Regions from separate parts of the Homo sapiens genome. Here region 1 is linked to region 2. A link is a loop called in an ENCODE intact Hi-C map of the cell type or tissue named here. Cell type or tissue: PC-9. All regions are shown on one strand.

Region 1 (5,000 bases), 410 kb after region 2:
TTGCTTTGAGATCTAGGAAATTTTCATCTCTAGCATTGAGCTAGGCTTTGAAAACACAAGGATGAATAAGATGCCATACCTGCCCTCTAAGGTTCATAGTCTCGTGGGAAGCCCATAGATGTGGCCCAGTGGTAGCACCTGGAGTTGACTAGGAAGTCAGCAAGGTAAGTTGAGCTGTGAAGGGCTTTATGTGCCAAGCCGAAGTGCATGGATTTTTTTTTTTTTTTTTTTTTTTTTTTTTGAGACAGAGTCTCGGTTTGTCGCCAGGCGGGAATGCAGTGGCACAATCTCGGCTCACTGCAACCTCCGCCTCCTGGTTCGATCGATTCTCCTGCCTCAGCCTCTCAAGTAGCTGGGACTACAGGCACGTGCCACCATGCCCAGCTAATTTTTGTATTTTTAGTAGAGACAGGGTTTCACCATGTTGGCTAGAATGGTCTCTATCTCTTGACCTCATGATCTGCCCACCTCGGCCTCCCAAAGTGCTGGGATTACAGGGGTAAGCCACCGCGCCTGGGCAGTTCATGGATTTTTTTCTCTACATTTGTGGGTCATAAAACACAATCCAGAGGGTACAAGAAGAAAATACTAAAATGTTCATGTATTTATTTTTATACAATTAAACACATAATAAGCTAAGCTTTATTAATATTCACTCTAAGCAACGACCTTCGTACCTTCACTTGGTCCACTCATCAGTGACCACAAGTCACAGGGTCTTGAGTGATCCTGGGGGAACAGTGGGCATCCCACAACGTGGACGGCTTGACACTGGCGATTCTACTTCTCGGCTCTTGTTCAGCATGATGTGGCCTGTTATAGACAAGCCTGGGTAAGTGGAACTACAGAGAGGATCCCATGTTTAACTATCCCCAAAGTGGGCAAGAGGCTTAAGCTTTTTTCAAAAAAGAAACTGTGGATTGAAGTAATAATGCAAAACAAGATGAACAGCAAGAAAGAGGCAGACCTGACAAGTTGTTAGCCATATTTCAAGGGCAAACAAGACAATATAATCAGATCTCACAGGCCAGCCAAAAAGTTTTCAAATTACCAAAAGAGTCTTTGAAACATGGCTTGGTGCGTGCTGCTGCTAATGAGGAATCTAACCCTAAGTGTAATTGTGCTCAAGATATTAGCTGACAACAGTAATGAAACCATTGCAGTTAACAAGACATTTTAAAATACTGCTTTCCTTTTCTTTACCATTTTTTGAGTTAATATTTGTGTATACTTTACAATGAGCATAATATATTGGTACAGTCATGCATGTACAAAAGTACACATAAATAAGCATACATCTGCTGGGAGTGCATACTCAACACTTTTCACTGCTAAAGAGTGGTAATCAAATCAATGCCACTGTAAATAGCCTAGACCCCCGCCCAGACCCTCCTGTTCTTGGCTTTCACCTTCCAGAAGCAGTAGGAAAAACACTAAAAACATTAAAAGTGGGCACTGCCTACTAAAACTTTGTCAAAGATCATTCCAAAGAGTAAGACCTGCTGGTTTAACAAAACTGTTCCTTCCTAGTCATGGCCATGTGCCAGAGAGGAACAGGTACCCAGCTAAATCTCAGCTCTGCAGCTCACCAAGATGTGGGGCAATTCAAGTCACTTCTCTGGCCTAGGCTCCACACAGGCAAAATAAAGGAGTGTAAGGTAGTATGGGAGGCAGAGAAGGGGCTTCTGTTTTAATGGGGGTTTTGTTTTTGTTGTTTGTTTTTTGAGACAGGGTCTCACTCTCGCCAAGGCTGGAATGCGGTGGCATGACCACGGCTCACTGCAGCCTCAACCTCCCTGGGCTCAGGTGATCCTGCCACCACACCCTCCCAAGTGGCTGGGACTACAGGCTCGCACCACCACACCCAGTTAATTTTTGTATTTTTCGTAGAGACAGGATTTTGCTATACTGCTCAGGCTGTTCTTGAACTCCTGGCTTCAAGTGATCCGCCCACCTCAGCCTCCCAAAGTGCTGGGATTACAGGTGTGAGCCATTATGCCCAGCTTATTTTAATGTTAATTCTTTATCTTAATATGTATTTGAAAAATAGCAATTTTCCATTTATGATGGTGGTCTTTTTAAAATCAACTTATGTAAGTTTTACAGGAGTAGATATTAAAATACTAAACAAATAATATAGCTAGTGTGCAGATTTAGATGTCAAAAACTGGGGGCTGGAGTGTAACTGTGGACTCAGAAACCCTGGCTAGATGATATTTATCTAGTGCCCAGGTCTGAAACTCTATGATTATTCTTAACCTGCATGCGTATAAACTAAAATATCGTAAGGCCCTTATAGCAAACAATAGGACTTAGACAAGTATGTTCCAGTTCAGTTCAGGTAGATCATTTTATACCTCTTGGTCTCTGGCCCCTGATTTAAGATGAACAAATGCAAATCAAAAGAAGATGAATGAAGTGGCTTTTTGTGATGACAGTTTCTGCTGCTGTTGGAGATGAGGTTTGAAGGAGAAGGGTGTTTGTTTGTTTGTTTGTTGCTTTAATAAAGAAAGCTCTCTGCCTTGCCGCTGTGGGAGTCTAAAACTACTGTAGAAAGAAATGTCCAAATATCAGCAAAGGGAGGGAAGGAACGTGAGCCTCAGGCCCTGTCGCTCACCCAGACGCCCTCTCCCGGCAGAAACGTGCGGGTTTGGTGCCCCCTGCTGGCCCTTTTCTGACAAAGACGGACACCCAACCACGGAGGGCCTGGGAGGGCCACTGCAAAGTGAGCCTCTCAATGGTCGTGTGAGTGCGCAGTCTTGCAAAAACGCACCTGAAACAACAGCAATGCATAATGCATGACTGTTAAGAAGACAGATCCCATGAAGTAGCTCTGTGTCTCCTCCTTCATGCCACTATATTGAATTAATGTGTAACTTGAATAGACAACAGCAGAACCCGGGGGAAAATTCGAAGGGCCTCTTCTCATCACTGCTTCTGTCCTCAGCCAAATGGTTCCCCGTGTCCTCCAGGTGCACTGAGAACACAGCTTTTGCAACAGCCCTTACGTGCATCTGAACTGAGGCTGGGAAGTGGGGCTCGGGCATTGCAATCATTTCCTCAAGAAACAAGCTGGCCAGGCCCAGGGGCTCACACCTGTAATCCCAGCACTTTGGGAAGCTGAGGCAGGAGGATCAGTTGAGTCCAGGAGTTCGAGACCAGCCTGAGCAACATAGAGAGACCCCCCCCCTCCCACCCCCACCCCCACCCCCAACTCTACAAAAATTAAAAAAAAAAATTAACCAGGTGTGGTGGTATGTGCCTATAGTCCCAGCTACTCAGTGGGATGATTGCTTGAATCTGGAAGGTTTAGGCTGCTGTGAGCTGTGATCACACCACTGCACTCCAGCCTGAGTGACAGAGCAAGATCCACTGTTTAAAAAAAAAGCTAGGTAGCACAAATTGTAAATTATACAAAGGGACACAGGCTGCGGGCAGGGTCTCTGCTCTCAAAGGGCTTTCCATCTAGAAAAAGAGATAAAAACAGAAATGGTTAATAATGTCAGTTACCATTTATTAAGCCAGCCACTTTACCATTATCTCCAGTGTTAACAGCAATGCTGTAAGCTAATAATTGCCACGTTGCAGATGGGTAAACAGGTTCAAAGAGGCCAAAGGACAGAGGCCAAAAGCGGGAGAGCCAGGTCTCCAACCCTGGTCAGCTTGACTCTGAACTCCATTCTGTGTTCACTCACATCATTTTTAGCTTAGTTCCCCTATACACGTGGGAAGATAAACTACACCCACCCACACATGGGCCCACACATGAACAGGGAGGGCACGTACCCATGACAATAGCCACCTCAGGGGCTGGAGGAAGGTAAATGGGCTGGAGGGGTGGCAGGGTGGGTGGGATGAAGGAAATACAAATGTGTTCTTTCTTTTATTTTAAAAACAAACAAGGTTTAAAGCCCACATATACCTCATGGTATGTTGTTAGATAAAAATACTTTTAAATGCAAATAAAAATTGTTAAATGTAAAAAATGTCAACATTTGTTCATTTTGGTTGATGGGTACCTGGCTATTCATTACTGTATTTTCTGTATAGCTCCATTTTTTCTTTTTTGTTTTTGAAACAAGGTCTCACTCTGTTGCCTCAGCTGAAGTGCAGAGGCACCATCATAGTTCACTGTAACCTCAAACACCTGGGCTCAACTGATTTCCCCCTCAGCCTCCCAAGTAGCTAGAACTACAGGCGTGCACCACCATGCCTCGCTAATTTTTTAATTTTCTGTAGAGATGGGTCTGACTTTCTTGCCCAGGCTAGTCTCAAATTCCTGACCTCAAGCGATCCTCTGCCTTGGCCTCTCAAAGTGCTAGGATCACAGGCATGAGCCACCATGCCCATTCTTAGCTCCAAACTTTTTTTTTTTTTTGAGACGGTGTTTCACTCTTGTTGCCCAGGCTGGAGTGCAATGGCACGATCTCGGCTCACTGCAACCTCCACCTCCAGGGTTCAAGCGATTCTCCTGCCTCAGCCTCCCTAGTAGCTAGGATTACAGGCATGCGCCACCACGCCCAGCTAATTTTGTATTTTTAGTAGAGACGGGGTTTCTCCATGTTGGTCAGGCTGGTCTCGAACTCCTGACCTCAGGTGATCCACCCGCCTCAGCCTCCCAAAGTGCTGGGATTACAGGCATGAGCCACCATGCCTGGCCAGCTCCAAACTTTTAAAAATTTTCTTAAATTTGTTTTGTTTGAGATAGGGTTTGTCCTGTCACCCAGGTTGGAGTGCAGTGGCATGATCATAGCTCACTGCAGCCTCGCCCTCCTAAACTCAAAGGATCCTCCTACTTCAGCCTCCTGAATAACTGGGACTACAGGTGTATGCCACCACACCCAGGTAATCTCTTAATTTTTTATAGGCAAGGAGTCTCGCTATGTTGCCCAGTCTGGTTGCAAACCAGCCTCAAATGATCTTCCCACCTCAGCCTCCCAACATGCTAGGATTACAGGCATGAGCCACCACACCTGGCCTAGTAAATAATATTTTTATTT
Region 2 (5,000 bases):
CAATGGCGTGATCTCAGCTCACTGCAACCTCCGCCTCTGAGGTTCAAGCAATTCTCCTGCCTCACCCTCTCGAGTAGCTGGGATTACAGGTGCCCGCCACCACGCCCAGCTGATTTTTGTATTTTTAGTAGAGACGGAGTTACTGGTTTCGAATTTCTGACTTCAGGTGATCCGCCTGCCTCGGCCTCCCAAAGTGCTGGGATTATAGGCGTGAGCCATGGCGCCTGGCCACAAATTTGTTCTTAAAACAAGAAAATGTTATGCTCGCAGTTCTGTAAACCAGAAGTCTAAAACTAGTTCCACTAAGCTGAAATCAGACACCTGCAGGGCTGCACTGCCTGCAGAGGCTCCAAGGGAGAATCTATTCCTTGCCTCATCCTGCTTTTGGTGGCTGCTGGCATTCTTTGGCTTGTGGCTGTTTCACTCCAGTCCCTGCATCTGTGGTCACATTACCTTATCCTCCCCTATATGCCAGATCTCTTCCGCTTCTCTCTTATAAGGAAGTGTGATTACGTTTAGGGCTTACCCAGATAATCCAGGATAATCCCCTAATTCAAGAGCCTTAACTCAATCACACCTACAAAGCTCCCACCCACCCCCCCCACCTTATTTATTTATTTATTTTTTGTCATGTAACGTAACAGTCACAGGTTTCAGGGATTATGTATATCTTCTGGGGTGCTGATTATTCTGTCTATCACAAAGCCCATACGCTTTTCCTAGGAAAAAATAAAGTAAAAAATATATGGAATGAAAATGTAAAATAGAGGTTGGGTCTGTAGTAGATTATAGGTGGTGGTTCACGCCTATGTAATGCCAGCACTTTGGGAGGCTGAGGTGGGTGGATAGCTTGAGGCCAGGAGTTTGAGGCCAGCTTGGCCAACATGGTGAAACCCAGTCTCTACTAAAAATACAAAAATTATCTGAGAGTGGTGGTGGGCGCCTGTAATCCCAGCTATGCAGGAGGCTGAGGCAGGAGAATCCTTTGCACCTGGGAGGTGGAGGTTGCAGTAAGCCAGGATGGTGCGGCTGCACTCCAGCCTGGGTGACTGAGCGAGACTCTGTCTCCAAAAAAAAAGAAAAGAAAATGTAAAATAGTATAGCTGTACAGTATAACATAGAACATGGACTTTGTAGTTATGGTAACCTGAATTTGAATTCCAGCATGGTATCACGTTAAAGGTAAATGAGAAAAGGTGGCAGCTGCTACATGGCAAGCACTTATTAAATGGTAGCTATTATTATTATTTATACTTTGAAAAATTCATGATTTAACAGAAGTTGTTATCGGAAAGGGGTCCCGATCCAGACTCCAAGAGAGGGTTCTTGGGTTTCGTGCAAGAAAGAATTCAGGGCGAGTTCACAGTGCAAAGCAAAAGCAAGTTTATTAAGAAAATAAGGGAATGAAAGAATAGCTACTCCATAGACAGAGCAGCCCCAAAGGCTGCTGGTTGCCCATTTTTATGGTTGTTTATTGATTATATGCTAAACAAAGGATGGATTATTCAAACCTCCCCTTTTTTTAGACCATACAGAGTAACTTCCTGACATTTCCATGACATTTGTAAACAGTCATGGAGCTGGTGGGAGTGTAGCAGGGAGGACGACCAGAGGTCACGCTTGTCGCCATCTTGTTTTTGATGGGTTTTGGCTGGCTTCTTTACTGCAAGCTGTTTTGTCAGCAAGGTCTTTGTGACCTGTATCTTGTGCTGACCTCCTGTCTCATTCTGTGACCTAGAATGCCTAACCGTCTGGGAATGCAGCCCAGTAAGTCTTAGCCTTATTTTACCCAACCCCTATTTAAGTTGGAGTTGCTCTGGTTAAAACTCCTCTGACAAAATGGCATGGGAGGCTGAGGCAGGAGGATCACTTGAGCCCAGGAGTTCAAGGCCAGCCTGAGCAACATAGTGAGTGAGACTTCATCTCTAAAAGAAAAGAAAAAAAGGCATGCTAATGTTCTCTAATATCCTTTTTCTCACCTTCTCAAAAAAATCTTTGAAATGATACATAAAATGGCAAACAGTGGCTGCAACTCTGGAAACCAGAGTCTATTGGGATAGTCTATTAATAGTGGAATGTATGGCAGTTGGCTGAGATATATGTTCCTGAACTCTGCTACCCATCTTCTAAAACAGAAGAGCAAATATAATGCTGCAAAGAAGGTAGGTAAAAGTTTGGTCTTTAGAATGGCCTGACTAGAAAATTGTACAGTTATGTCTTCACTGCACCAGAATAATTTAATGCTTCAGGCAGACTGATGACCTCTTTCCCTGTCCCCACATACCCAGTCAGAGACTGCAACTCCTGTGATGCCACAGAACCAACAGCATCCAGCAGAGGAAAGGGTGCATTACATCTTATGAGGCATTCTATCTTGGAAGCACTGTGGGCAGGGCCAAAAAACAGGCCCTGGGAGCTGGGCATGTGAAGGAGTTGTATCTTTGACTTACATTTGTACAAAGAAAAACTGCAAACTACATGAGCCTCTGATAATCAGGAAAATCAGCTAGAAGGGTAGGGTATAGGCTCATCAGATCAGTGCCTATAAGGGTGACTAAGGATTGTTTACATCAACCTTAAGGCTCATTCTAGATATGAGAGAGAGAATCTACTAGCTCTCAAATTAGTACCGAGAAGAACTAAAGGCACTCAGTATACCTGGCCTCTTGGCCCACACCAAGCTGGATAGATGTCTCTATATTCAAAGATTATTAAGCAAAGAAAAGAATGCAATAATAATAGCAAAATGTTATCTCTAGCAATGTGATATTTACCATGTGCCAGGCACAATTTTAAGTTCTGTGTCAGTTATCAATATAGGATTGCTCAGCTTTGAATACACATTTCAGTTTATAGCTCTGTGATAATGAAATTCCCGAGCTATTTAAAGTGAATGCAGTGTTATGTTTTTTCCAGTAGATGGTAGTAGAGGAACATTGTCAAAGGAAGAGGAGCTCCTGCCCTTTCCAGCATAACCTGGAGTTAGCAGTATAGGTGTGAGGCCATTTTGGCAGAGCCTGCTCCAGGTACAGACCTCGAACTGGTCTCTCTGTGACCTTGAAGACTTGGCCTGGCAATAGCCTTTCTGCAGCCCTCGGGACACAGACACCACAGACCCACACAGCCCATGTACTCTGAAGGGCTCCTATCCCTGAAGATGACCCGACTCTCACTGCAGACCCACACCCCTGGCTGCTGGGTGCAAGCCTGCAGTCCAGAGGGTGGCCTGTTGCTTGCCCAGCAGTCCCAGGTCAGCTCCAGGCTGGCCAAGCCAACAAAATTCTCTGCTATCCAGTGGGCTGAATCACATCTTCTCCAACAAGGTCTGAGCCCCTTCCAAGTTTGTTTTTTCCTGCCACCCTCAACCGTAGGGTACCATGTAGTTTCCTTATATTCTATAGTTACCCTTTTGTTGATACATTTATACATCAACCTTTCCCAGTTTAGCCTACTCTCTGGTTTCTGTATCCTGACTGGACCCAGACTACTGCAAATACTTCACATGTATTAATTCATTTACTTACCATACCAATTGTATGAGGTGAGTACCATTACTGACATCATTTTTCTAATGAAGAGGTTGTGTGCGGTTAGGTAACTCATACAACCTTGTCTTTGTTTCGAAAATTTTTTAATCTAAAGACTCAGAAGAAAAACACCCTCTAAACAAATATTTTTTGTAAGATATAGAAGAAAATTTTAGAAAACATCTGTTTGGTTTTCCCAAGGAACCAAGAAAATACAGCCTTCCTATAGGAACAGAGACATAAGAAGAGAATAGACTTGGATGCAGGCAGAATTTTAAAAAGAAGCTAGCAAAATAAAATTTAAGAGAAACCAAAAATGTTGTGGAAGAATTTGAATCGTACTAAAGGCAGTACAGAGGAAAATTATTACTGCAGGAAAGCGAATAAGTGATGTGGCAGTTTAACCCCAACAGTTCTCCCAGAATACAGAGGAAAAAGAGGTGAAAAGAATGAGAGACCATAAGAGAGAAGCAGGTCAAAGAAGTGAAGGCATACCTACCAAAGTTATCTCTTCTTAGAGAAATAACTAGAATAATGGGGTCAAAAGTCCTCAGGCGGGAGGCTATTAAGAGGAAAGTAAAGCCCACATGGGGAAATTATTATCACTTATGGGGAAATTTTTAGAAGTTTCTGTGTGACCTCCCGCAAACTCCCATGGCATTTTCTTTGCACTGTGTCACTCACCCTGTTCTGCCTTGAATTTTGCTGAAAGTGTAAGACTAGCACTGAAAAGAACATATTTCAGATCCCAGTCTTTTCACTTACTGTGTGACATTAACAAGTCAACTGCTAGGCCTTGGTTTTCTATCTACCTTATAATATCTACCTAAAGTAGTTTATCTATCTTGAAAGGTTGTCTGGTGACACAAATGAAGATATATGGAAATCTCTAGACAATAGTTTCTGAACCTGAATCTTTATGTCTCTATGTGAGTCTCAATATTTAAGGACAAAAAAGCAGATGTATTTCCTTTGTGTCCCCTGCAGTACCTAGCAACTGTAGGCACTGTATAAATATTTATCAAGCATGTTTAATTTAAGATAAAAGTTAGCAAAGTAGTCTAAACCTATCCCACTATCACAAAAGGAACAATGGGTTTCATAAAGACCAGAAAAATATAGATCAATAGAATTAATTGTGTTTGTAAACAGATATAAATTCATTTATTATTGCTATTTGTTTTGGGGTTTTTTTGTTTTTGTTTTTGTTTTTTTGAGATGCTGTCTCGCTCTGTTACCCAGGCTGGAGTGTAGTGGCACGATCTCAGCTCACTGAAACCTCTGCCTCCCGGGTTCAAGCAGTTCTCCTGCCTCAGCCTCCCAAGTAGCTGGGATTACAGGCATGCGCCAACACACCTGGCTAATTTTGTATTTTTAGTAGAGGCAGGGTTTCTCTGTGTTGGTCAGGCTGGTCTTAAACGCCCGACTTCAGGTGATCCGCCCACTTCGGCCTCCCAAAGTGCAGGGGATTAC

Evidence for each region. Hi-C counts contacts between places; a loop is a spot of excess contacts. Peaks named below come from ENCODE experiments on the same cell type or tissue, not always from the same donor. Only the 100,000 strongest peaks of a DNase experiment are listed, where the experiment ranks them.
Region 1: a loop joins it to region 2, with 12 times the contacts of the local background. A loop is called at or near these places in 80 of 110 quality-filtered maps.

Annotation. Positions count from the first base shown.
Region 1 is chr1:224,511,554-224,516,553 of GRCh38, reverse strand. It overlaps a transcript of CNIH3 not described here. Among named protein-coding and RNA genes, the nearest start is that of WDR26, 79 kb to the right of the region's middle. RefSeq lists a silencer at 737-941. In PC-9, CTCF peaks have their summits at 2,488 and 2,688 (motif pointing left); a DNase peak (open chromatin) is centred at 2,663; H3K27ac peaks cover 356 bases.
Region 2 is chr1:224,920,660-224,925,659 of GRCh38, reverse strand. The region is part of intron 1 of LOC105373109 (a long non-coding RNA gene); the gene reads left to right. It overlaps LOC124904524 (a long non-coding RNA gene), which reads left to right and starts at 1,424. Exons shown (of 2, transcript XR_007066899.1): 1 at 1,424-2,162; 2 at 2,917-5,000. In PC-9, a CTCF peak has its summit at 2,904 (motif pointing right); a DNase peak (open chromatin) is centred at 2,929.